Linked DNA regions of Homo sapiens: region 1 is linked to region 2. The links are chromatin loops, found by intact Hi-C in ENCODE. Cell type or tissue: HCT116. All regions are shown on one strand. Each heading gives the region's core, and the rest is flanking DNA. Links, peaks and the distances in the headings are about the cores only.

Region 1 (12,425 bases), core at 4,422-9,421, 370 kb after region 2:
AAACAAGTTATCCATTTGTAAACTGCTGATTTCTTTGGGTCATTGTCCCCATAAACTTTTTGTAAAGCATCAGTGATGTCACCATTCTTCTACCCAAGCTTCACCATAAATTTAATGTTTTTCCTTGCTTCAATTTTAGCAGAATTCATGTTGCTCTGATAGAGGCTTTTTTCAAGCTGATATCTTGTCCTTCTTAATGCCTCACATTAGATCCTGTGCAGACATGTTATAACAAGTTAGTGTGAGTTTATTTTGGTGCAAAAAACTTTTGAACTCCATGCATAATTTTTTCGTAATATGCATTTTCCATCATTTTCACTCGAGCCATTCCAGTGGGATAAATTACATTCATGAACTCTAATATTCAATTTGCTCAACTAAGTTTTTAAAATGGATTTTTCTCTCATACCAGGGTCAGAATAGCTAAGGGTTAGGACATTTGTGGGTGCTAGGCGTGGGGCAATAGCAGACCCTGAGGAGAGCTGGAGCACTGGCTTGGGATGAAGGCACAAAGCTAGGGTCCTTCATGGTAACAGGTCCCTTCCTCCCTGAGAATGGCACCATAGTTGGCTCATTCTCTCTTAGAAAATGAGGTTCAGAAGAGCACAGTATAAGGACATTAGTGTCAGGTAAGAGAGTTGGGTTTTGGACCTACTTTGGTTGACAGCTTGGTGTCCAGAGTTGGCAACTCATTTTCCCTTCTGTATAAGGAGGACGTTAGGTTTTCAGCTCCAGATTTTTAGACACTGACTGGAATCTGACTCCTCTGCCCCTGAGCCTGCCTCTTCCATCTTCTCACCTGACTGAGGTCATCAGGGCCTCATCTTCTCCCTTCCCACCAGCCAGTCTTCAGGGGTTGGGTACCAGTGGGATGGTGGGCTTGCTCCCTGGGAGGCCCTATGCTTTGGTTGAGCCTAAGACCCCGGCAAAAGCCTTTATTTGACCTTAGTGGGGTGGGGGTGGGATGTTTTTGTTCCCCAGCTTTAACCTGGAGCCTGGCTATGACTTCCTCCATATCTACGACGGACGGGACTCTCTCAGCCCTCTCATAGGAAGCTTCTATGGCTCCCAGCTCCCAGGCCGCATTGAAAGCAGCAGCAACAGCCTCTTCCTCGCCTTCCGCAGCGATGCATCTGTGAGCAATGCTGGCTTCGTCATTGACTATACAGGTAAGGGCCCTGGTGCCAGAGAGTACTGAGGACAGGTCCAGCTAACAAGGCAGAGGGCAAGTAGTGTAGCGTAGTGAGGAGAGCCCTGGGCTGGACCACAGCAAGCCCACACCAACCCTAGCACTGCTGCCGCCTGCAGAAACCTGCCTTTCCTGCGGCCCCCATCTGGGCTTAGTCTTTCACCCCTATATTCTCCAGGGGTGGGAAAAAAGGGAACCAGCATTCTTTTTGCACCTCATCTATTTCCAACCACTAGTCCTCTTCTCTTTTTCTATGAGGGTCATTCCTAACTCTATTTCAACCTCATAGCTATCAGCTGGTATCTTCCTTCACTCCACTTCACTAAAGAGGATTCTGATATGAGGCACAATCTTCCTCTCCACTCAGAGCTTCTCACCATCCTGGGTAACTTCAACATCCCTATGGACAGCCCATCTAATCCTAGGGTCATGGTGCTTAGACCTCTGTCCCAAGGACACTCCTTGGCCACACTCTGACACCTCGTCATAGACTGGTCACTTTCTGATACCTCCTGATCACATTTGCTCATCCTTCCAGCTGTGCTAATTAAGGCAAGTTCAGTAGTGTTGTGGTAGAGAGCAAGAGTCAACAATTTTTCCCCTAAAAATAGTAAATATTGTAGGTTTACCTATCACAACTACTCAGCCCTACTACTGTAGTGCTAAAGCAGCCACAGACAAAACAGAAAGAAATGGGCGTGGCTGCATTTGAAGAAAAATTCACTTACAAAAACAGGCTGTCCCTGCCCAGTTAAGAGCATTGACTGTCAAATTAATTGGATTGAAAGTTCATGTTTATGACTTAACATTTGCGTGACCTTGGATAAAGCATTGAACCTCTTGAAGCCTCCATTTCTTCCTTTATAAAACGATGGTAGGAAAATTCCTGCTTCATAGAAATGTAAAGATCAGTGAGTCCACACATGAAAGTCCTTGGTACAGTGCCTGGCACATATCATGCATTCTGTAATGTTCAAGTATCATTAGTAGTAGTAAGAGGAGTTCCAGGCTCTCGAGCACTCCACTGTCTTCTACGCTATTATCTCTTTTTGACCTTTTAGTCTTCCCTAATTATCCCAAATCCCATTATCTAAATCCCAGCTCCCTTCCTTGCTTGATTTGTGAGCTTGACAAGTATTATCTCTTGGAACATCATCTACAAATTGTTGCTAGTAATAATTATGTTGCAGGAGGTTAAGATTAAAAGATATTTTATACATGCATATTTTATATATGTGTGTGTGTGTGTGTGTGTGTGTGTGTGTGTGTGTGTGTGTGTGTGTATAATGCTCCATATGTACTAAACACTCTACAGATGCTCTGGGAATGATAGATTTTGTTATTGTTACTATAACCCGGGTTCACCCAGGCCTCATCAGCCTGAGCATACAAATGGGGTCGCATTACCAGCTAAAATTAAAAATTTTCTGGCTCATGTTCCCCACTTGCATAACATAAGACCTCAGATACCTTTTAAAGTGTCCCCTAATTAAATATTTCCGGCCACCCCTGGGAATATCTCACATGAGCTCACACATAACACTAATTAGAACAATGGCAAACTTAGTGTTTTCCCACTGCCAGCACCAGCCTAAGTGCTCTATATCCATCAACTCATTGGACTCCTCATAGTTCTTGATTATCTCCTGTTTGTCGGGTACAGTTCTAGAAGACTGGTGTGCAAAATGGAGAATGTTTTACTTGTAGTCTTCTTGCCTCACGGGGCTGGCCTAGGCAATGGATATTCTGCCATCCTTTCTTCCTCCAGGCACCTGCCATTTGGTAAACCTCCTGGGCCCAAACCCTCTTCCACACACTGATATCAGCACAGTCAGACACTTTGGAATTCTAACAAACAGAAGCCACAACTTAGACCCAGTCTGGGACCTCCATTGCTCCCACCACCACCATCCCCACTGCCATATCATCACCATTTCTTATTATTCATCTCTTCCTTCATATTCTCATCAGTACCCTCAATTGTCCTGCCCGCTAGTCCTCCAAGTGCATAAACCTTGCAAAACTGTACCCTTTGTTGAACCCACACCCACACAGCTGAGGACACCCAGACAAAGCTGCACAAACGTGATACTTAGAGTCACTACGAGTGATGTCCTTTCCCCCAGCCAAGCCTTAGCAACCACCAGAGCTGCCTCCGACTTGACCCAACTGAGTTCTTCTTGGCAGAGATTCCAAAATTCACCCCAAATGTCACCCCGTCAGCCTCATTTTTTATAAGATGATTTCATTTCAGCTTCCCTGGATACAGTAAGCTATTGGGTAGAAACCCCCTGAGCTTCCTCTCCAGTCACCTTGTTCATGCCTACCTGCCTGTGGCCATCTCTCCCCCAGGTCTTCTCCAAGGAAATTCATGGTCCGAGAGCCATACTTTCAAAACCTCTTTCCCAGTGAAGTTCTTTCCACTTTTGCCTGTTGACCCAAGGTGGGTATCTAGAGGGGTCTTTAGGTCTAAACCATAACCCGGGGAATAAGACCTCCCCAGCTGCCATCGGAGCCAGCCAAGCAGCCAATTACTGGAGAGAGGGGAGAAGAGAGGCACATCCTACAGACGTATCCCCCATCACCCTATTAGGATCTGTAGTGCAAGTACCAAGATAAAGATAACTATGTGTGTTTGAGGGGTAGGGGGTGCCTGTTGGAAGCCTCAAGCATCCTTCATTATTTCATTTGTTCCTTCCTTCCTTCCTTCCTTCCTTCCTTCCTTCCTTCCTTCCTTCATTCCCAGACTACACACCTCCTAATATTAGTCACCCTCTACTATCTCCCTGGGCCTCTGGTCTAGTAGCCCATTTGGTGGAACCTAGGGACCCCTACCTTACCCTCTGGTCTGCTTCTGCCTATGCCAGGATCCCTGGATTCCTGGAATGGGTCTACTTTGCTATCAGGTCCCATGGCTTTGAGGATATTTTCCCATGTACACTATCTTTCTTTATAGGGTAGGCTCCATCACTTCATAACTGTATGCCCTGAAACAAGTTGCCTAACTCCTCTGAGCATTGCTTCCTCATCCATGAAAAAGGGACAGTGACACTAAACGAAGGAGTTGTTGTGAGGATTAGCACATAGGCACAGCATCAAGCAGAGTGCCCAGTGCCAATAAGTATTTGATATGTACTTTGATCCACCCACTTTCATCCCACCTCCTTTTTCCTACGTCACTGGTATTGCATTTGTTGTGCCTTTGTTTGGAAGGGAGAATGGGGCTAACCCAGGGGAACACGGTACATGTTCTTTTCTGTTTACTGAAGATGTAAAGTGTGAGCATAATGTTTTGCACATGTAATAAGTGTGGGATATTTATAACATGAATATTTGTGATAGACGTATGTGTCCCATATGCTTTGCCAGCCCATAGCAAAGAATTTAGACATTCCACACCCTGTAAGTCTGGAGAGAACCATAGATGGAGAGGCAGCCCACTGAGGACCTCCACAGGGAGGCAGGGCTGGGTCCTCAGGAAAAGCAGAATTGGCCTCTGCATCCAGGAAGCATCTGTGTCCATGTCTTTTAGAGAGATCCAGGGCTCTGCTAAAACTGAGAGTCTGGGTATCCTGGGAGCTGTGGCTTCAGGGGTCTTGCTTAGGGAGGTGAAAGGGGCCTACGAGCGCCCCACATAGAGAGATGTTGCTGGACTCAGTTGGGCTCAGCACAGGGGAAATTACTCTCTGAGATTAACCCTTCCCCTGACCCAAGGCAGAGAGACCAGGAGCCTTTCTCCACACACAGCTTCCCAAGTGAGAAGCAGAAACAGTTTGGTAGAATCTTAGGAAATATCAAAAAACCACTCAGAGCAACTTAAGCAAACAAAGGGGTAACTTATTATAAAAACACAAGAAACAGAAACCCACTCAAAACAATCTGACACAAAAAGGAGACATGATTATGAGAAAACAACTAACAGCCTAAGTAACTTAAGCTAAAAGGTTTCTATATTTTAACAATACAGATAACAATAACTCTGACACAAAAAAGCAAAATACTTTTAGAATACAAGAGCCCAAGGGCAGAAAGCATAAACTCCCAAAGGACTGGAATCAGGATGGCAGAGGCACAGACTGAGACCATCATCCGCACTCCAGAATCGTTCTCTCTCCTCCCTGCCTCCTTCTGAGCACTTGCTACATTCTCCCCTCCCTGCAGATCAATTTTCCTTGCTTTTCCATTCTCCTGGGATAAATGTGGCTGTCTCACTCCTGACTTTTTTTGTTTGTTTGTTTGTTTGTTGTTGTTGTTTTCTTTCCTTTTTTTTTTTTTTTTTTTGAGACAGAGTGTCACTCTGTCACCCAGGCTGGAGTGCAGTGGCGCAATCTCAGCTCACTGCAACCTCCACCTCCCAGGTTCAAGTGATTCGCTTGCCTTAGCCTCCTGAGTAGCTGGGATTACAGGCATGCATCACCACACCCGGCTAGTTTTTGTATTTTTAGTAGAGATGGGGTTTCGCCATGTTGGCCAAGCTGGTTTTGAACTCCTGACCTCCAGTGATCCACCCACCTTGGCCTCCCAAAGTGTGATACAGGGTGTGAGCCACCGTGCCCAGATCACTCTTGGCTTTGAATCACTTCCCAGTTTAGATTCCAGTTTCAGATCCCAAAGGATCATCTGAGGGAACAGGCTTAATTCAAGTGTCCACTGAGCAGCATCATGGGATTAGGCTTTTGCAGAAGGGGCAAGAGCAGGTCAGGCATTTTTATTTATTTATTCATTCGGTAAATACGAATTGAGCAGCTACCATATGCCAGACCTTCTTACAGGGGCTGAGAACAGACCAGAAAACCAAACAAAGTCTCTGCCTCCATGGAGTTCACATCCTCGTGACAACTAGACCGACGGACCCTTCTGTAGATGAGATGTTGGAAGCCCACCTGGTTCTAAGGCAAAGAGGGGTGGGTTTTTAGATGTCTCTGTTCAGTTGCTTCTGAAGGGTGACTGTAGTGTCTTAGTCATCTCTGGGCAGACTTTCTAGGAGATGATTCTGAATGCAGTCATGTCATCTGTGGATTTCTATTAGACCATTGATCAGAGGCACTTCTATTCTGAATTCATCCTCCTGGGTGGCTTTACCCTTTGCTAAAAGGAAACAAAGAACAGCAGGGATCCTGTGTTTTGGATACAGTTACCAAAATGGAGTCACAGGGAGGTTTATGTCTTTCTCCAGGCCACGGATATCAACAGAACCAGTGGGGTGGAAGGACCTTTATTCTCATATACCAGCATGTGTGGCAGCCTTTTCCTAGGCAGGAATGTGCTGAAACATCCACGCACATGCAAGACATATTCATTCATTCAACAAATGCTTGATGACTCCTACTTCATGCCATGCCCTCTGCTGGGTGTTGAGAATACAGCAGGGAGCAAAGTAATCATCATCCCTACCCTAATGTAACTTACAGGTGAGTGAGGGAAACAGCAAGAAGTAAGAAGCATAAGAAGTTAGGAAAGAAAACAACAGGCTCCTCTGAGAAACAAATCAGAAGGGTTGCTGTGAAGGCCTCTCTGAGCAGGATCCATTTAGACAGAGCCCTAAAGGTTAAGTAGAAGCCCTCTGTGCCAGAGTGGGGGCCAGGGGCGTTTCAGAGGGAAGAGTTTGAAGTGTGTGTTAGAGAATCTGAAAGAACACAGGAAAGACCAAAGTGAATCGATTTTTAATGGAAGGTCCTAAAAAGCATGTATTTTCTCTTTCAAGCCCTTGGAAGTAACACTGTGGGCCTGGAAGCTACGGCCACACCTGCTACCACCCCTATTCCCACCACCTGCTGCTGTTATGGGTCATTCTTCTTAAATGCAAATTAGAACTATCTTATATTCTGCCTCCTTTTAAAGGAATGCATGTTTGTTGGAAAAATTCAAACAATATATAAGCATATAAGATATACTCTTAAAGACTTAGCATGCCCCCAAATACCATCATCCCGTGCAATACCATTATTAACAGCTTGGTATCTCATTTCGGATACTTTCTATAAATATAAAGTAATGTAAAGTCTGTATCAGGAGTTGGCAAACTTTTTCTGGAAAGGGCCAGAGAGTAAGTATTTTTACTCCAGATGGTCTCTGTTGCCACTGCTCAGCTCTGCTTCGTAATGCTAAAGGCAGCCACAGACAATATGTAAACAAATGGCTGTGTTCCAGTAAAACTTTATTTACAAAACCAGGCAGCCACCGACCTGTGGGCTGTAGTTTGCTGATCCCTGTTCTATATGAATGAGATTGCACCATATGTACTCATCTGTAATCTGATTTTTTTGTATGTGAGCCCAAGAATAGATCTTGGACTCCTTCCCATATCAGTATTCAAAGAATAGTGCTATTCTTTTAAAAGGCTGCTAGTGTTTCAGTAGATGGCCCTAATCCACCCTTTGTAACCAGTTCCTTACTGGTTGAATGTTTGGGTTATATTCAGATTTTTGCAGTTATAAGGTTTGGAAGTAAGCCTCATCTATTAGGACCAGAGAGAAGCTGGCTCTTCTCATTTTCCCATTTTGAAGGGCTTGGGTTTTATTTATTATAATCACCATGATGTTTTAGTCATTTAGTGTTATCATTCACAGCTGAGCTTTGGTTTGGCTGACTAAAGACCTGATTTTGGTCTTAATTCTACCTCTAAATAGCTGAAAGGCTTGGAAGACTCATTTGGCCTCTCTGATCACCATATTCCTCATCTATAAACTGAACATGAGCATAACCGGCCCTGCCTTCTGCAGAGGGTATTGTGAGACACAAATGAGATAACGGCTTGGAAAGTGCCTTGAAAATTATGAAGTGATATTCCTATGTAAGGGGCTATCATCACTGTCATTATCCATGTCATTATTATTAATGTGGTAATGCTTGGGATGATGAGCTCATCTTTCTCTTACGTGTGAGTAAATATAGAATAGAGTCTGTAGTTGGAATCGTTGATGTGGTTGTTGATTTTCCAAGCCTCAAAGTATTCAGCCAAACAATTCAGCAGCCATTTATTAAGCCTCTATTATGTGCCAAATAGGGCTAGCCTTGGTGCCAAGTTCTGTGCTAGTTGCCAGGGTTATGAGAAGATCAGGTGATGAACCTTCTCCTCCAGGAGTTCAGAACCTACTGGAAAGAAATACCCTTACCCAAGTTACCAAAATAGCGTGATACATGTTATAACCAGGGAAAGAAAAACAGAATTCTGCCAGAGAGAAGGTGGCATTAAAAGTGTAGGATTTTGCCACACAAATAAGGAAAGAAAGGACATTCTGACATCTGTAAAGTTCTGGGCCAGTCATTCCCAGCTAGGGTCCAATGCTGGTGCAGCAGTTACCCAAAAACACAGTTGCCTGAACAAGGTAGACATTTATCAGACTTCCTATAAAAGAAATCTGGAGGACAGCGCCCAGGATTGATGAGGGAGCTCCACCTTGGCTGCTTTTGTCTCCCTACTCTACCATGCTAGTCCATGGATCCCATTTCAACGTTATCTCCGATCCAAGATGGCAACTGAGGTTCCAGCCATCATGTCTGAGTTCCAGACTGAGAGAAGGAGGAAAGATGCAAGGAAGGAAAGGCCAATAAGCATTTCCCTCAGCTGAGTCAACTTCCCTTAAACAGTCTTTTTAAAAGTTCCACAATAATCCACTGAAGATATTTGTTAAGTGCCCACCATGTGACAGACACTGGAATATGGCCGTGAACAAAACTGAACAGCTGCCCTTCTGAAATCTATATTCTAGTGGAGGAAGACAGAAAAAAATAAGGTCAATATAGAGTCGATGAGAGAGTATTAACTGCAGTGGAGAGAAATATAGCAGAGGAGGGTGTTGGGGGCATTGGGGAGAGGAGTATTGCAATTTTAAGTAGCTGCTCAAAGAGTGTCACTGAAGGAGAAATTGAGCTAAGTCCTGAAAGAGGTAAGACAGGGAGCCACAAAGACCAGAGGCCAGTGTCGTTGGAGCAAAGCTAGCATAGAGACGACAGGAGCTGAGGTCACAGAGGGGACTATTGGGGCCACATGTGCAGGGCCTTGAAGGCCTGTAAGGATTTTGGTTTTACCCCAAGTGACACGGGAGGCTATTGGATTGTTTTCAGCAGACATGATCTAACTCGTGTTTACACAAGGAGGCTGGGAAATGTAGAATTTAGCTGATGCCTTCAAGCTCTGGATAAAATTGGAGTTCTGTTATTGATGGATGAAGGTGGGGAAAGTGGTTATTGGGGACTACAGCTAGTTTTGCCTCTTATGAGCTGTGTGAACTTTGATTCCAAGTTACTTAATTTTTCTGAACTTTAGTAAGATTTAACCCACTTTGAATTTATAAAAAGGATAGATGAAACAAAAGACATGATGACAGGTCCCTGGATCTCTATGACTCACATATGGGTCACCCAGTGGCCAGTTCTATTCTGGCCAGAGACACTAGGCATATGGAGAAGACAGATTTGATAAAGGAGGTCAAGGCAATGCATCACGGGGCACATGAGGAAACCACTGAGGAGTGCCCTGTGACGAGTGGCCATGTTGTCGGTCCCACTTGGGTTTAAATGCAGTAGTGCATCCAGAGCTGCTCCACTCTCAGCTGCGGGCAACGACTTAAGGTGCAGGATCTTCTCACATGCTCCTGTGCAATAGTGAGACTCTCAGAGTTCCATCCCATCAGTCAACCAGATGATTGGCAGCTGAGTGACAGCCTCAAGTAGTGGCCGCCTCCTGTGTAGGTAATCTAAAAGGTACCCAGGTGACAAGGACGGCCCTCAGCAAAATTCCTCCTGAGCCATTCATCTCTGATGAATGAACACTGATCCCTTCTATTCTGGTTCTTCCCTCCTTAACTCCACTCTTTGAATTTCTGAGTCCTTCTGCAAGGACTGTCAGCACCCTTTTGTGAGTCCCCATCTCTAGACCTCTCTGTTGCCCCCCAATAATGTATCCTCCAAAATGCTCATCAGTCAACCTGATACTCAGTTGCATCTCCCTGGTACTGACTGGCCTCAGCTGTATCCTGTTACTGCCCAGCCCTGGTGACAACCCTCTTGACCATCAGTTATCTTAGAACAAGGAGGACGGAGGAAAGGTAATCATGCATAGAAGCGTGAGCATGGGCTCCCAGTTGCTGCTCAGGATTTCCAGCTGATGGTGAGGGATGCTGGAGAGTGTCCTACTCCAGAGATTTGGGACTTGGACTAGTACTCTCAAGCCACAGGCAATGTCAAGAGTGGTCTTGTTTGATGCAGAGCGACAGAGTAGAGGACTGTTTATTCATAAACTGTATGACTGATAGGGAAGACATGTAAGGGTCAATAGCCACATGAAAAAAATACTGTGGTTTTCATAAACTGGCAAGCACCCAATACCCAGTGCAGAGCCCTGGAAAACTGCACTGGAGACATCAACTTATCCCACCGGTCGGGTAACCCAACCCAGAGGTGGAAGTGAGTTTTGTACTTCCTCCCTGAATCTAAGTATTGGTACCCATGCACTCAGAAGAACCTGCAACAGATGGGTATGACTGGGCCTGCAGAACAGATGCCAGCTCTACTCCCCAGCCAGTGGTACAGATGGGGCAGAAGAGAGAGGAAGAGAAAGAGCATCTCCAAAAGCAGACTGTCTGCCCTGCTTCTCAGGTGAACACAAAAGGCCAGGAGGCTGCTGAGTGTGGGGGGTCAAAGATGAGTAAAGTGATGGGCTGTACCTAAGCACTGACCTTTACCACAGTGACCCTGCCGGCAGCTGAGATGTGGTCCAGGGACTGTCAGCCCCCACCAGCCAGAGAAACACATGTTTCCCTTGGGGAGGAGCAAGCAGGGGATGAGAGAGGGCCTCAGCGATTTTGCTGGGCCTCCTTCCTCTGTGGGTCAAGGCAAGAACATGGGGGGAGGAGGGGAAATTGCCCTCTTCAATGTGATTTCCATCCTTCAATTTCTACCCAAATTTAGAGACGTTTCTAGACCTGAGGGGAATAGGAGCCACAGTCACGCATCCCCGTGTGCTCTGTGGCTAATTAAAGTCGGGTTCTCCTCATGGGCACTGGAGCCCAAGAATAGCCTCCTCATGAGCCCTCTGTGTGTGTGCACGTGTTTGTATTTCTTTTTCCCAGAAAACCCGCGGGAGTCATGTTTTGATCCTGGTTCCATCAAGAACGGCACACGGGTGGGGTCCGACCTGAAGCTGGGCTCCTCCGTCACCTACTACTGCCACGGGGGCTACGAAGTTGAGGGCACCTCGACCCTGAGCTGCATCCTGGGGCCTGATGGGAAGCCCGTGTGGAACAATCCCCGGCCAGTCTGCACAGGTGGTGGAAGCCTGGGGATGGCAGGGGTCTGAGGAACTGAGGGCATGCCAGGGGCAGAGGGTGCTGTGGGCTGGGGAAGGGAGGGGGGCAAGGTCCTCAAGCCCGGCTCCTCCAAGCCTGGCAAACCTGGGTTTGCCGTGGATGTGTATAGAAGTGGCTTATAATTCACTAGGTGTGCAGTTCCTTTCAAGGTATCATCTCAGAACCCATGGTGTCCCTACCCCCATTCACATAGATGCTCATGCCCTCAACAGAGGCCCCCAGACATGCCACATCAGGGAGCTCACACCAGGGAGAAGTCATTTAAAGGTGGCTCCTGGACTAGTTCCTAGGCCTAGGGAAAATCACTGAGAGATCAGATATGTTGAAGTAAGGCCCGCAGGGTGTGCTGATTCCAGGTGGGTCTGGGTGAGCCATGGGGGTCCTGACAAGAGAGATAGGAATGAGTATCAGGGCTTTAAGAGCTTGGTGACCACCCATTGAAAAGCCAAGCATACCCCCTTTGTCATGGTAAGAGAGGCAGGCTCAGACCCGCCCCTTGTGGAAATTGGGCACCTTGGAGAGGAACAGAAGGTGGCTGGGTCACATGGGCTGGCCACTCCCCATGGGGTTAGTCCGGGGAAGCTTCAGCTCCCTATTCACACTGACACTCACTGTCCAGGTTAGATGTCAGCCAGGGCAGCAGATCATTTCTAGGCTCCACGTGTAAGCAGAAGAGGTTCCTAATGTGCTCCCTAAGGCTGTGACTTCAGGGACCAATGCCAGGGTTAATAGGTAGAGGGCAAGAACTGACACCTGCCCAAGAGGGCCCTCGGTAGCTTCAGGGCAAGTTTCAGGCTACATGCCAGGCCAGGGGTGCACGTTCTTGGGCAGGGCAGGGTCCGCAGGACTTGCCTTCTCCAAGCTAGGGCCTGCCCACCTCAGGGCAGCCCTACTGGGGCCAGAAGCTCAGGCTGGGGCAGAACAGA
Region 2 (12,425 bases), core at 4,746-9,745:
CACGGGAAGCAGCAGGGTGCCCCAGGCTTGACCCTGCCTCCCATAACCGTGCTCAAGGCAGGGGGGCCCAGAGACCCCCAAACATGGCTAGCTCAGGACCACTGCCAGCCCACTCCCAGCCCCTCCCAGGATGGATCCCTTGGTACCGAAGAACCACTGGGTGGGGACCTGGATGTGATTTCTCCCGTGTGGATAGAAGGGGAGAGGGTTGTCCTTCAACTGCTGCTCTGGTAGGGACCGTAGCTGGACATGCATATCTGTCTCCTTCCTGTGCCCTTGGGTCAGGTGACCCTGTTGGAGCTTCCTCCACTGACCCCAGCCCTAGAGGTTTAGGGGATGCATGCCTTTCTGCCACCTCTTCCTTGGGGTGACTTATTTCCCAACCCATGAGCCCAGCATCAGTGGGGAGAGAACACTTCCAAACAGAAGTGTCAAATTGAATATTTCAGTCCCACCTCTTGCCATTAATGAATAACTCAGGAGTGATTAACCACTGTTTTGGATTATTCTTTCTACCTTTTCCTTCATTAATGTGAATAACTGAGAGTTGAACCCACTGATATTTCATTTTAACAGCAGGAGAGAAAAGCACTTACCGCATTAGGTAGGAGATTCTGATTTGGAGATTTGGCGGTGGACAGATGGCATCCCTGTCCTTCCCCTGTGGATGCCGTTACATGATAGGAGTTGTTTCACAGTCCTTTATCCTCATACAAGCTGCAGGGTCCATAGCCCAGGGCCTCTGAGATGAAGACAACAAAGGAACTGGCACTTGTCGAGCACCTTCGACATGCTCAGCAATGCAGGGGTGGGGGCTTTATAGACAACAACCGACACATAACCACCTCGTGAGCAAGGCCTTAGGATCCCCATTTTACAGATAAGGAAGTTGAGGCCTAGAGAGGTGAGTTACCTTGCCTGAGGTGAACCAGGACCTAAAGGTCATGCACAATTTAAAAATCAGTCTGGTTCCAAAGCCCACACTCTCCACCGTGTTCCTGCTGAAAATAAGCCCTGCACAGTTCTCCAGGCCTGCCCCACTCGCCTACCCCTACCCCACAGCAGGAGAGGCCTGGGAGAGTCGGGTGGGCCAGCAGCATGACGCTGGGGCATCTCCTTGAGCCTGTGGTCCCCAGCCCTGGCCTTGCTCAGGGCGTTGTTGCTGCCTGAGACCCGTCTCATGGACAGTGGCTTTGCTTCCCAGCTCTGTCATCCTTCCTTCCAGCTCTCCGCTTCCTGTTATCCCTCAAGACCTTTATCCAGCTATATTTGCAGAGTAAACAGACTGGGCTTGGTAATGAATTACTTGACCAGGAGCTAATCTTGGGAAGTGGAGGGGACAGGGCAGGTGAAACACATTTGAGCCTCAGGGCCTCCATACATTCTGTTCCCCTTGCCTGTACCCAGTGGCCCCAAAGCCCTCTCCCTGGTTCCATTCAGCTCTGTGCTCATGTGTCTTCTTATTGAGAAGCCTTTTCTGACCACACTGTATATAACACAGCACCTGTTACCCATCACTCCCTAGCACCTCCTGACATATGCTATGACTGTTTATTTATTTGCTTATTGTCCTTCTCTGCAAGAATGTGAGCTTCCTGGGGTCAGGAGCTTTGTGTTGTTTTGCATTACTATTGTTCTGTGCTGATTCCTCAGCTCCTAGGACAGGTCCTGTCACATGTTAGGTACTCAGTAAATATTTGGTGAATGAATGGAATCAAAGACCAGAAGAAAGAGCAAAGGCATTTGAGCAACTGCAAGAAGGGCAGTTGTGGAGTATGAGGGCAGGGGTGTGGCCGGAGCTGAACTGGCTTGAGGGACAGGGAATAGCTCATGTAGGACCTAGGAGGCCACAGGAAGGAGTTCGGGCCTTACTCACAAGAAGGGGACCATCGCTGAAGGGTCTTAGGCAGGGAAGTGGCTCCGTGAGATTTATGCTTTAGAGACATTGGGGAGAGCAGGGGCAGACTGCGGGGAAGGAAACCAGTCACAGGAGGCAAAGCAGGGACCACTGTCGAGCATAGAATGTTTCTGAACCTTCACCAGCACTGAGGATGGTGCCAGGACAAGGGGAGACCAAGCCCAGGGCTCACTCCCTACATTGCCTTTATGGATGGACATTTACACTGCTGGAATAGAAGGAATGCCCTCTACGTGGAGCAGCTTAGCCTTCACAATTGCTTACACAGTTGTTTGTGATATTTCTGTCTGTTCTGCTGACATTCAGATGTGACTGTAACTGATTGAACAAGCTCACCTGAAGAGTCTTGCTGAATAGATGAATGTTCAAGTGCTGGGGTCTCCAGTTGTGAGTGATGTGGGTGGAGCCCTAGAGATCATACTGGGAAATTATGCAGAGGAGTCAGGGCAGGGAGACATAGCAAATGCATTGGGTGATGATGATCGTCAGGATGATAATGAAAGCTAGCATTGCTGGGGCTCTTACCAGGTGCCAGGCACTCTTCTAAGTGCCTTACATTTTAACATTTAATTCTCAAGCAGTCCTTTGAGGTAGGCCCTATTATTATCTCCATTTTACAGATGAGGCACTGAAAGTTAAGTAACTTGCTTGAGGTCACACAGCTAGTAAGAGGTAAAGTGTGGGTTTGAATCCAGACAGTTTGACTTCAGTCTACAAAAAGGAATAAAATAATTTCACATAGTTGCGACTATTGGATCCAAATTAAATATTCCACTATAATAGGGAGCAGTGTCAAGCTTTGTACTTTAAAAAATCTAACAAAAGGAAAAGATTAGTGATCAGACTATATTCAAATGTAAAAGTTCTGCACAATAAAAATCATGTAAAATGGGAAGAGAAACAACTGACTTGAATAATATTCTACCAAATGTGGCAACAAAGGGTTAACCTCTGCATTGTATAATGAACCCATACAAAGTGGTAAGAAAGGTATCAAGGAGTTCACACCAGAGGAAATAGAGTCAGCAAATAAATACATAGCAGCACTACCTGGTCCTGATAGTTATCAGTGTAATGTCAATTAAGACAATGAAATGGCACTTTATCCCTATTAAATTAGGCTGAAGAACTTCGGTGGGTATGATGCAGTGCTGGAGTGGTGGCAAAGACACAGACACACTCGCACATGGCTGGTGCTGATGTAAATTAGTCCTTTGGAAATCCAGCTTGACAGTATGTATCAAGAGTCATAAAATGCTCATGTCATTTGACCCAGTAATTCCCCTCCTGGGAATATATCCTAAGGAAATAATTCAACAGAAGAAGAAAGTTATATGCATGAAAGTGTTGATTTCAGCATTATTTATAATGATGAAAAATTGGAAACTGTAAAAATGTCCAACAGTAGGGGCATGGCCAGGCAAATTATGGTAGATCTACCTAATAGATTTATGCAGTCATTTAAAAGTATAATAGCATTATTTGGCAATACAGAAAGATGTTTATGATATTATTTTCTGTGAAAAAACCAGAATGCAAAATGGATTCTTCATATTTATTACAAACATGTAAAGTAGGTCTTATATGAACAGGGACTGGATGGAAATAAAAAAAGAAACAGTTGACGTGGGCAGGCAGTGAGATGTGGGTGAATTTTTTTTTAAGTTCCTCTTTATGGCTACTCAAGTGTTGTTTGTGTGATAAATAGCAAATGGGAGAAAAACCAAAATCAGAGTAAACTAACACTCAAACCAACATCAGTGAAGTCCTGGCTTGTGTGAAAGCTATGTGGAGGTGTCAGTTGGCTATGAACATAACATGAATCAAATGTCACATGGCTCTATTAATGGAAATATAGACTCTGGATCTTGGAGGGTGGATGCATTCAGAAGAAGGAAATTCATGTAATAAAGCATTGATCAGTAGCAAGGTGTTTTGTTTTGTTTTACGGAGATAAGGCCTTACTCTGTCACCCAGGCTGGAGTGCTATAGTGTGATCATGGCTCACTGTAGCCTTGACCTCCTGGGTTTAAGTAATCCTCCTGCCTCAGACTACTGAGTAGCTGGAACTACAGGTGTGCACCACTATACTCGGCTAAATTTCTGTAGAGATGGTATCTTGCTATGTTGCTCAGGCTGGTCTCAAACACCTGGGCTCAAATGATCCTTCCATCTCAGCCTCCCAAAATGCTGGGATTACAGGCATGAGCCACTGTGCCTGGCCACAAGATGTTTTTGAGGGTCATGGATTGTATCTCTAGCACAAGACCCAAAACTAAGTAGGTATTTGGGAGAAATTAATGAGACAAGTAACTATGAAACAAAGAATAGTTAAGGAGAAGATCTGGAAGTGACAAGAGAGTTTCTCTCACAGAAGACAAATAAGGATTCGTTCTGCATTGCTGCAGGGAGTAGAACAATGTCCAATGGAAAGATGTTAAAAGTAGGTGAATTTCAGCCAAGAATCAAGAAGTTGTTTTATATAGCTTTAATTACCCTAAATTGGAGTAGGCTGCCTTGTGATGTAATGAGTTCCTCATTTCTGGAGGTGATCAAGCAAGGCTTTGATTGATCAAGCTCTGCCAAGGATTCTGTTAACATACTTTCCAAACTGGCATATATACTGGATTTTATCAAAGTTGACATTCTATTGACTGTAAGATGTACCATTATTTTATGCACCACTAAGAAAGAAAACAGTGCCAGTTAAACGATCACGTACCCTTGGTTGTAATACTCATTCTAATTTCTGAATTGTTTATATGTGAAAAAAAACTGTGAAATACAATATAGCCCTGAGGGTTGCATGATGGGAGCACCAAAGCCTACAAGCTAAATGTGGCACGTTTTCTAATCTTATCGTAAAGCAAATATACATACAATCATTCTATCTGTCTATCTATCTATCTATATCAAATAGTAAACTAAATACATATATTTCAACCAAATATATATTTTAAAAATATGTTTCTTTATGCAGTCTATCACTGATGGGCATTTGGGTTGGTTCCAAGTCTTTGCTATTGTAAATAGTGCTGCAATAAACATACATGTCCATGTATCTTTATAGCAGAATGATTTATAATCCTTTGGGTATATACTCAGTAATGGGATTGCTGGGTCAAATGGTGTTTCTGGTTCTAGATCCTTGAGGAATCGCCACACTGTCTTCCACATATACACCATGGAATACTATGCAGCCGTGAAAAAGAATGAGTTCATGTCCTTAGCAGGGACATGGATGAAGCTGGAATCCATCATCCTCAGCAAACTAACAGAGGAACAGAAAACCAACACCGCATGTTCTCACTCATAAGTGGGAGTTGAACAGTGACAATACATGGACACAGGGAGGCAAACATCACACTCTAGGGCCTATTGGGGGTGGGGGGAAAGGGAAGGGAGAGCATTAGGACAAATACCTAATGCATGAGGGGCTTAAAACCTAGATGACGGGTTGATAGGTGCAGCAAACCACCATGGCACATGTATACCTGTGTAACAAACCTGCACATTCAGAACATGTATCCCAGAACTTAAAGTAAAATTTAAAAACGTATATGTTTCTCTATAAATAAAATGATAAACTATAAATCTTAACTAAATATATGTATATAAATAAAATATTCATGCACATAAACTAAATACACACATACACACACACACACACACACACACACACACAGAGCAAGGAGTCCAGTGTAAATGGGCATCTTTCAAAAGATAGAGGAGGAGATTTCAGAGATATCCTTCTGGTGGCTGGCCATACTTTCTTGAGCCCCATGTCCCAGGTGCATGCACCCACATTCTTTTCCTGCTGAAGATTTATTCGTGTGAGAAGCTTGGCTGAACTGCATAGGGGCTTGCTCTAGATGCTTTCTAAAATCCATGACAAATCTAGGAGTCGCTAATCCAATGGATCTATAATACTTTAAATCAGCAACTCCTTATCCACTCATTCCATTGACTTTGATTCCAAAGTGCTTTCTAATCCCTAGTATTGGTCTAGGCCCTGCCTCTCAGATGCCATGAACAATAAGACTGCAGGGATCCAGGCCTGTGGCCCTCCTGTTGTACCAGAGCTCCAGCATCTCTGGAACCCCTACAGCCCTTTGTGATCCAGGAATCTGCAGAGTGCCTGGGAAGGGATGGGTGCTTTACCCAGGCATTAGCTTTCCCCAGGCCCAAGTAAGCCTAGACCCAGTGCCATGGTGGCTCCTCATGCCTCTCACCTAGCTAGTCTCCCACCCACTTCTGGAGGCAGGGAAGAGAAAGGACACTGCTGGGACAATAGGATAAGCCTACACTTTGGAATCATAGAGTTCTTGGGTTAATCTACCACTCACTGTGGAATGCTCTGTAATATCTCTGAGGCTCAGTTTTCTCAACTGTAAAATAGGGGTATGAGCATAATGAGATAACAGCAGAGCTCACATACAGCCATGCCCAGTGAGGTCGAGTGTGCTTCCCCTCCAAGATCCCATTTTGCCCTGGGAAGGAAAAGAATTTTCAGCAGGAAAAGAATGTGGGTACATGCACCTGGGTTCTGGGGGCTCCAGCTAGTATGGTCATGGGACACTTCTCCTAAAGCTTCTGTGTCCGTCTCAAATGAGGGGTAAGATACAGGAGGACTTCCTTCTTTTCTTGAGAAATATGCCTGGAAGACTGTAGTTTTAGCAGCTCCACCCTTCATAAGCCAGGGAGAATACATATTTTCTTTCCTGTGCTGCACACCCAGCTGTCTTGGGGAAAAGCACAGACCCTGCTTAGAGGCACACATGGACTGGTTGGCTTCTGGCTGAGGCTTCTTGGTACAGAGAGTATCTTTGTTTCTCATTGTCCAACCAAGAACAAACAGGAGGAAATGTCCTCAAACACTATAAAGGTTATGCAAACCTAGGTGTTTTGTTGTTGCTGTTGTTCATCTACCCATCCATCCATTCATATGCCTTGAATACCTCTTCTGAACAAGGCCTGGAAAAACCCACATGGGTAGCACCAGCCCTTGCCCTTGGGCAATCATGGTCTAGTGGAGGAGACAGATAAAAAATCAGACAACTGTGACAACTGCTGGAGAGCTGAGCGCTTAGGGCACAGTGGTCGCTTGCCTAGGCTCCAGGAAAAGATCACACTAGAGCGACTGTGGATTCCACACCATGGCCTACTGGGGAATTCCCAGGCTCTGAGCCAGCAGCACTTCTGACCTCTCAAGGTGAGAGTTCCCCTGGCATATCTGGAGAACAGAGATGCAACCAGTGCTCCTGGAGCAGAGTGAGGGAGACGAGTGGTAGGAAGAGATAAAGTTGGAGACAAGGGACCAGGTCACACACAGCCTTTACATTATGGGAAGAACTTGGCTTCTACTGAGTTTATCAGGACCCATGGGCAGGTTCTGAGCAGAAGCTGACCTGGTCTGACCTAGCTTTAACCAGCTGCTGTGCTGAGAATATGCTGAAGGAGTGCAGAGTGGGAACAGGGAGACTGGCCCGGAGTCTAATGCAGCAATGCAGGTGAGAAGCCAGGGGGCGCTCTGGGTGAGAGCCGCAACGGTGAAGGCGGAGAGAAGTGGGCATCTTCCAGACAGTTTGAAGGTGGAGCTAATAGAACTGGCTGGCAGATTAGAAGTGGGTGCTGGAGAGGAGCCAAGGTTAGCTCCCAGGGTTTGGGGGGATCAACGGGCAGTATGGAGCTGCCCTTAACTGAGGTGGCAAAGCCCATAGGAAGAGCAGGTTTGGGGTGCGGAGATCAGGAGCTCAGTTCAGACTGTTAGGTGTGAGAAGCCTGCCAGGAATATGGGAGGAACTGGTGGGTAGGCAGCTGGATGGAGAGAACCTATCTGCCCATGTAAGTTGGAGCATCCTTAGCGTGTAGATTGTATTGAAAGCCATGAGGTCAGATGAGATGACCTCGCAAGGGAGCAGAGACAGAAAAGAGGGATTCTCTTTACTCCCCAAGGCTGCCTTTGCCTGTGGTATTCAGAGAGTGCCCTTTGCCCCTTTTTTTCCCCAGGTGTGGACCTGGAAAACAGTTATGTCTGTTTCTGGTTCTTGCAGCAGTTGTAGTGTCAGCTCCTTCCAGAGGTCTAAGAAGGGGCAGATCAGGCTGTAGAGAGCTGGGAACCAAGAACAGTACCGCCCCTGGCAAAGGAGACCTAGCCCCTGCCCCGAAGGGCTTCCCAGCTCCCTACTTATCTCCCTGAAGCAGGTGCCCAGCTCCCAGCAGGAGCTCAGCACATGTTGGCTGAGTGGAGGGATTTGGGGTCTCAGGAGAGCTGGTGGGTTCTACCCCGCGGTCCTGAGAGAAGCAAGAAGGACTGTGTTGTCAAGAGGATGCCCCTCTGAGGGAGAGAGGCAGGTCGTGTGTGTGCATGGGTGCCAGGGAGCAGATGGCAGCGCAGACAAAGGCTCGCCCATGGCACAGAGCACAGAAGCTCATCTCTGCCTGGCAGGCACCTATTGCCCAGGGAACGATGGATTGAAAACTCCATAATGGCACGATGATGACTGATAATACTTGAAAGGAAACTGCAACGTCTGCTTTCAAAGCAGCCCTCCCCGGAAGGCTGAACTGCCCTCAGCTCCCATCTCAGTGCCTTTGTCGATGGCCATAACGCTCAGCCAGCTTGCTAGCGTTCACACCTAGAGAACAATTAATCAATCTGTGGCTTGGGCTTAGTGTTGGGCTTCTTCCTAAAGGCTAATCGTTGGTTCACAAAAAGGAAGCTTTGCTGGCCCATTGCAGATGGGAACCCCAGGAAAACAAAATGCAGACAAGCCTGGAGAGGCAAATGTATCCCCTTTGTGCCCAGGCCCTGGCAGCTATGTTGAAGGAAGCTGTATGGGACTTGGTTATATTTCACTGGCTTTGTTTATGTGACTGTGTGTGTTTGAAGGATAATCTTTTATTCATTCAACATATATTTATTGTGTACTTACTACTGTGTGCCAGGCATAATTTGAAATTCTAGGCTCAGAGCAGTGAATAAAACAGATAAAAATTCTCTGTCCTTATGGAGCTTACATTCTAGTATATGGAGCAGATAATAGACAAGCTACATGATGAAATCCTGTCTTTAATAAAATTACAAACATTAGCCGGGCGTGGTGGTGCATGCCTGTAGTCACAGCTACTCAGGAGGTTGAGGCAGGAGAATCACTTGAACCTGGGAGGCAGAGGTCGCAGCGAGCCAAGATCACGCCATTGTACTCCAGCCTGGGTGACAAAGCAAGACTCTCAAAAAAGAAAAAAAAAATAGACAAGTTAAAAGAGAAAATTGTGTAGTATGTACATGTTGATGTGCAAAGCAAATTAAGAAACAGAGGAGGATAAGACGGATCTGGGGTGGAGGGATGACCATTTTAGATGGGCAGTTTGGGAAGACCTTGAGAAGGTGGTATTTGTGTGAAGAGGTGAAAGAGGTGAAGGACTGAAGCCTGGGAGAAGAGTGTCCCGGCAGCGGGAAGAGCAAGGGCAAGGCTCTGAGGTGGGCCTGATCTGCTGGAGGAGCAAGGAGTCCTGGGTGGCTCGTGGGGATGGGTGGGGAGAGAGGCATAGATGGTGGAATCGGAGAGGCTGTGGGGCCACAAGACAGTTCCTGATAGACTTAAAACTGGAAGAAAACTGTGAACCATTCAGCCCAAATTCCCAGTTTTTCAGATGAGGAAACGGCTTCTAGCCACTCAAAGCGATGTTTATAGTCTCACTGTCAGTAGCAGACCTGGTTCTATCACTCAGGTGCCTTGATGTCCAAATTACTCCTTTTCATTTAACTCATCTCGTCACTCAGAACGTGCTTATGGGTTACCAGAGGCTGGGAAGGGTTGTGAGTGGGGAGGGAGGAGGGGAGGATGATTAATGGGTTGAAAAAATCATTATCATGAATAAGACCTACTATTTGATACCCCAACAGGGTAACTATAGTCAATAATCATTTAATTTATGCTTTAAAATAACTGAAACAGTATAATTGGATTGTTTGTAACACAAAGGATACATGCCTGAGGGGATGGATACCCCATTCTTCATGATGTGATTATCACCCATTGCATGCCTGTATCAAAACATCTCATGTACCCCATGAATATATACACCTATGTACTCAACAAAAATTAAAAATTAAAAAAAAGAATACACTTATAGGCTTTTCACTCACTATTGGACATGAGCTATAAACAAAACTGGTGGAGAGGCCCCGGGAACTAGGGTGGGGAAAGAATGGACTCTCTTAGGCACGTGCTCATAGCCTCTCTTCGTTTCTGTTTCCCATCTTGATGGAAACACTGCAACGTTTACCTCACCTCAGAGCAAATGGAAATGGGACTCCTTTGCCAGTTTACCAAACTGATTTCCGGACTTTTGTCAGTTTTGATAGCAGTCCACCCCAACCCACCTTTATATGTAGAAGTTATTAGAAAGAGTTATTAGACTGGGGCTCAGCCTCTGGTGGGAAAAAGAAGGGAAGCATGTAGTAATCTGATCAGGAATTACTAGCACAGTGCCAGGCAGTGGGGATTCACTCATGAGCACAGGCAGCCTCTCCCTGAGACCTCCTGGAGCCCCCAGCCCAGCTTGGGGCTAGACCAGTAGTCAAAACACAGTGACCAAGGCTGTGAAGGGGTTGACACGGGACCATGGGAGTGAAATGGAAGGGCATCCAAGCCAGACTTAAGGTGAATGGGTTAGGGAAGGCCTCCTAGAGGAAGTAAAGACCTAAAGGATGAAAAGAAGGTGGCTAGGCCTTCCCAAGGCAGAAGGAAGCTCAAAAACAAATCACTGGCCAGGCGCGGTGGCTCATGCCTCTAATCCCAGCACTCTGGGAGGCCGAGGCGGGCAGATCACGAGGTCAGGAGATCGAGACCATCCTTCACCGAGGCTAACACGGTGAAACCTCGTCTCTACTAAAAATACAAAAAATTAGCCTAGCGTGGTGGCAGGCGCCTGTAGTCCCAGCTACTCAGGAGGCTGAGGCAGGAGAATGGCGTGAACCTGGGAGGCGGAGCTTGCAGTGAGCCGAGATCGTGCCACTGCACTCCAACCTGGGTTACAGAGCGAGACTCCGTCACAAAAAAAAAGAAAAAAAAGAAAAAAAAAATCAAGAGAGTCAGTGTGGCAGGCCCTGCTGACGATCAACCTGGATTCGGGTCCAGCTCCATTGGTTACACCCTTTGTGACCTCGGGCCAGTCACTGAACCTCTCTAAGCCTCAGCTTCCATGTTTATAAAATGAGACTAACAATAGAACTTACCTTACAGAGTTACTGTTAAAAGGACATAACAGGAGAATGCAGGTAAACTATGTGGCACATTTTAAATGCTCGTAGATGATGGATTATCCTTATAATCCAGTATGGTAGAGGGTTGTGGATGATAACTCCCTTACAGGCCCTGCTTCCTGGAGGTGGCACCACTGTGGCTGAGTCTTACAGGAAGAGGGTCAGTGAACTAAGGGAAGGATGAAGAAGTGGAGAGGAAGGGATTCCAGACAGAAAGAGGAAAGACTGAGCAAAGACTGGAGGCCAAGGCCCACATAGAGTGGTGGAAAGCTGCATGTGATTCAGTCTCTGGGAATAGTATCAGAAGGCAAGGAAGGCTCTACAGCAGACAGACCTGTATGAATATTAAGGATCTGAACATTGTCCTGTAGACAATGGAGAGCCACTGAAGGGCTCTTAGAAGCAAGGAGGTGACACAATTAGACATTTCAAAAGATCACTCTGGCTGCTGAAGGGAGAATGGATTGCAAGGATGCAAGACTGGAGGCTGGGAGCCCACTTAGGAAAACATTGCCTTGGTCCAGATAAGAGATGATGAGACGTGAGCTAGGATAATGGCCATGGGAATGGGATGTAGGGGAGAGACTAGGGTTGAGTCACATAGGAGTGAAATCAGCAGGAGTTAATATTTTATTAAATGTGGGGGAGTGGGGGTAGGAGGAAGCAATAAGGCAAAGGAATGTGCAGAATGTCCAAGAAGTCAGCAGTTTTTGGAAAGAAACTCCTGATGGATTTAGGAGTTAAGCGCTACTATATGCTAGTTAACCCTCCAGGAGGGTGTGAGATCACTCAGGGAGAGGCAGTTTCAGTGGGGAGGGCAGTGGTTAGCGAGGGAGTCTTGGGAGAGACCCAGGGCAGGCAGAGGAAGAGGCTTACATGGAGGGACCATCACTGAGGTCCCAGGAGAGCTGGGAGTAGATTGAGCAGATATTGGGGTCAGAGGCTCCAGGAGTGGTGTCAGCAGGGTAAAGGCCCAGAAAGATCAGGGCGGCACAGTGTCTCCTGGCTTCAGCTCTCAGATGCTACCCTGGAGTATGCAGAGTTCACTGTGGAAGGCCCTTCCACCTTCCCCCACCCCCGACCCTCAATTCAGGGGGCTGAGGCAAGAATTGGAGGTGAGCAAGTAGAGAAGGGTGTCTGGTCACCTCTTATAGGACATTAAAATGATAAGGGGAGACGTGGGGCCAGCTGGGGTTCTGGGTTTGTTTGGCTTTGTTTTTCTCATAGGAGAGACAA

Evidence for each region. Hi-C counts contacts between places; a loop is a spot of excess contacts. Peaks named below come from ENCODE experiments on the same cell type or tissue, not always from the same donor. Only the 100,000 strongest peaks of a DNase experiment are listed, where the experiment ranks them.
Region 1: it touches region 2 in a loop (4-fold over the local background); 6 of 110 quality-filtered maps call a loop at or near these places.

The regions. Positions count from the first base shown.
Region 1 is chr1:33,635,392-33,647,816 of GRCh38, reverse strand. CSMD2 (CUB and Sushi multiple domains 2) reads left to right here. Exons shown (of 71, transcript NM_001281956.2): 29 at 982-1,169; 30 at 11,263-11,457. Among named protein-coding and RNA genes, the nearest start is that of ZSCAN20, 170 kb to the right of the region's middle. RefSeq lists a silencer at 10,813-10,983 and enhancers at 10,946-11,876, 11,877-12,425. In HCT116, for the core only: a CTCF peak has its summit at 6,514 (motif pointing left); a DNase peak (open chromatin) is centred at 6,516; H3K27me3 peaks cover 1,844 bases.
Region 2 is chr1:34,009,192-34,021,616 of GRCh38, reverse strand. All of the region lies in intron 3 of CSMD2 (CUB and Sushi multiple domains 2), which reads left to right. Among named protein-coding and RNA genes, the nearest start is that of CSMD2-AS1, 150 kb to the right of the region's middle. RefSeq lists an enhancer at 1,504-2,322. In HCT116, for the core only: a CTCF peak has its summit at 7,434; a DNase peak (open chromatin) is centred at 7,456; H3K27me3 peaks cover 1,431 bases.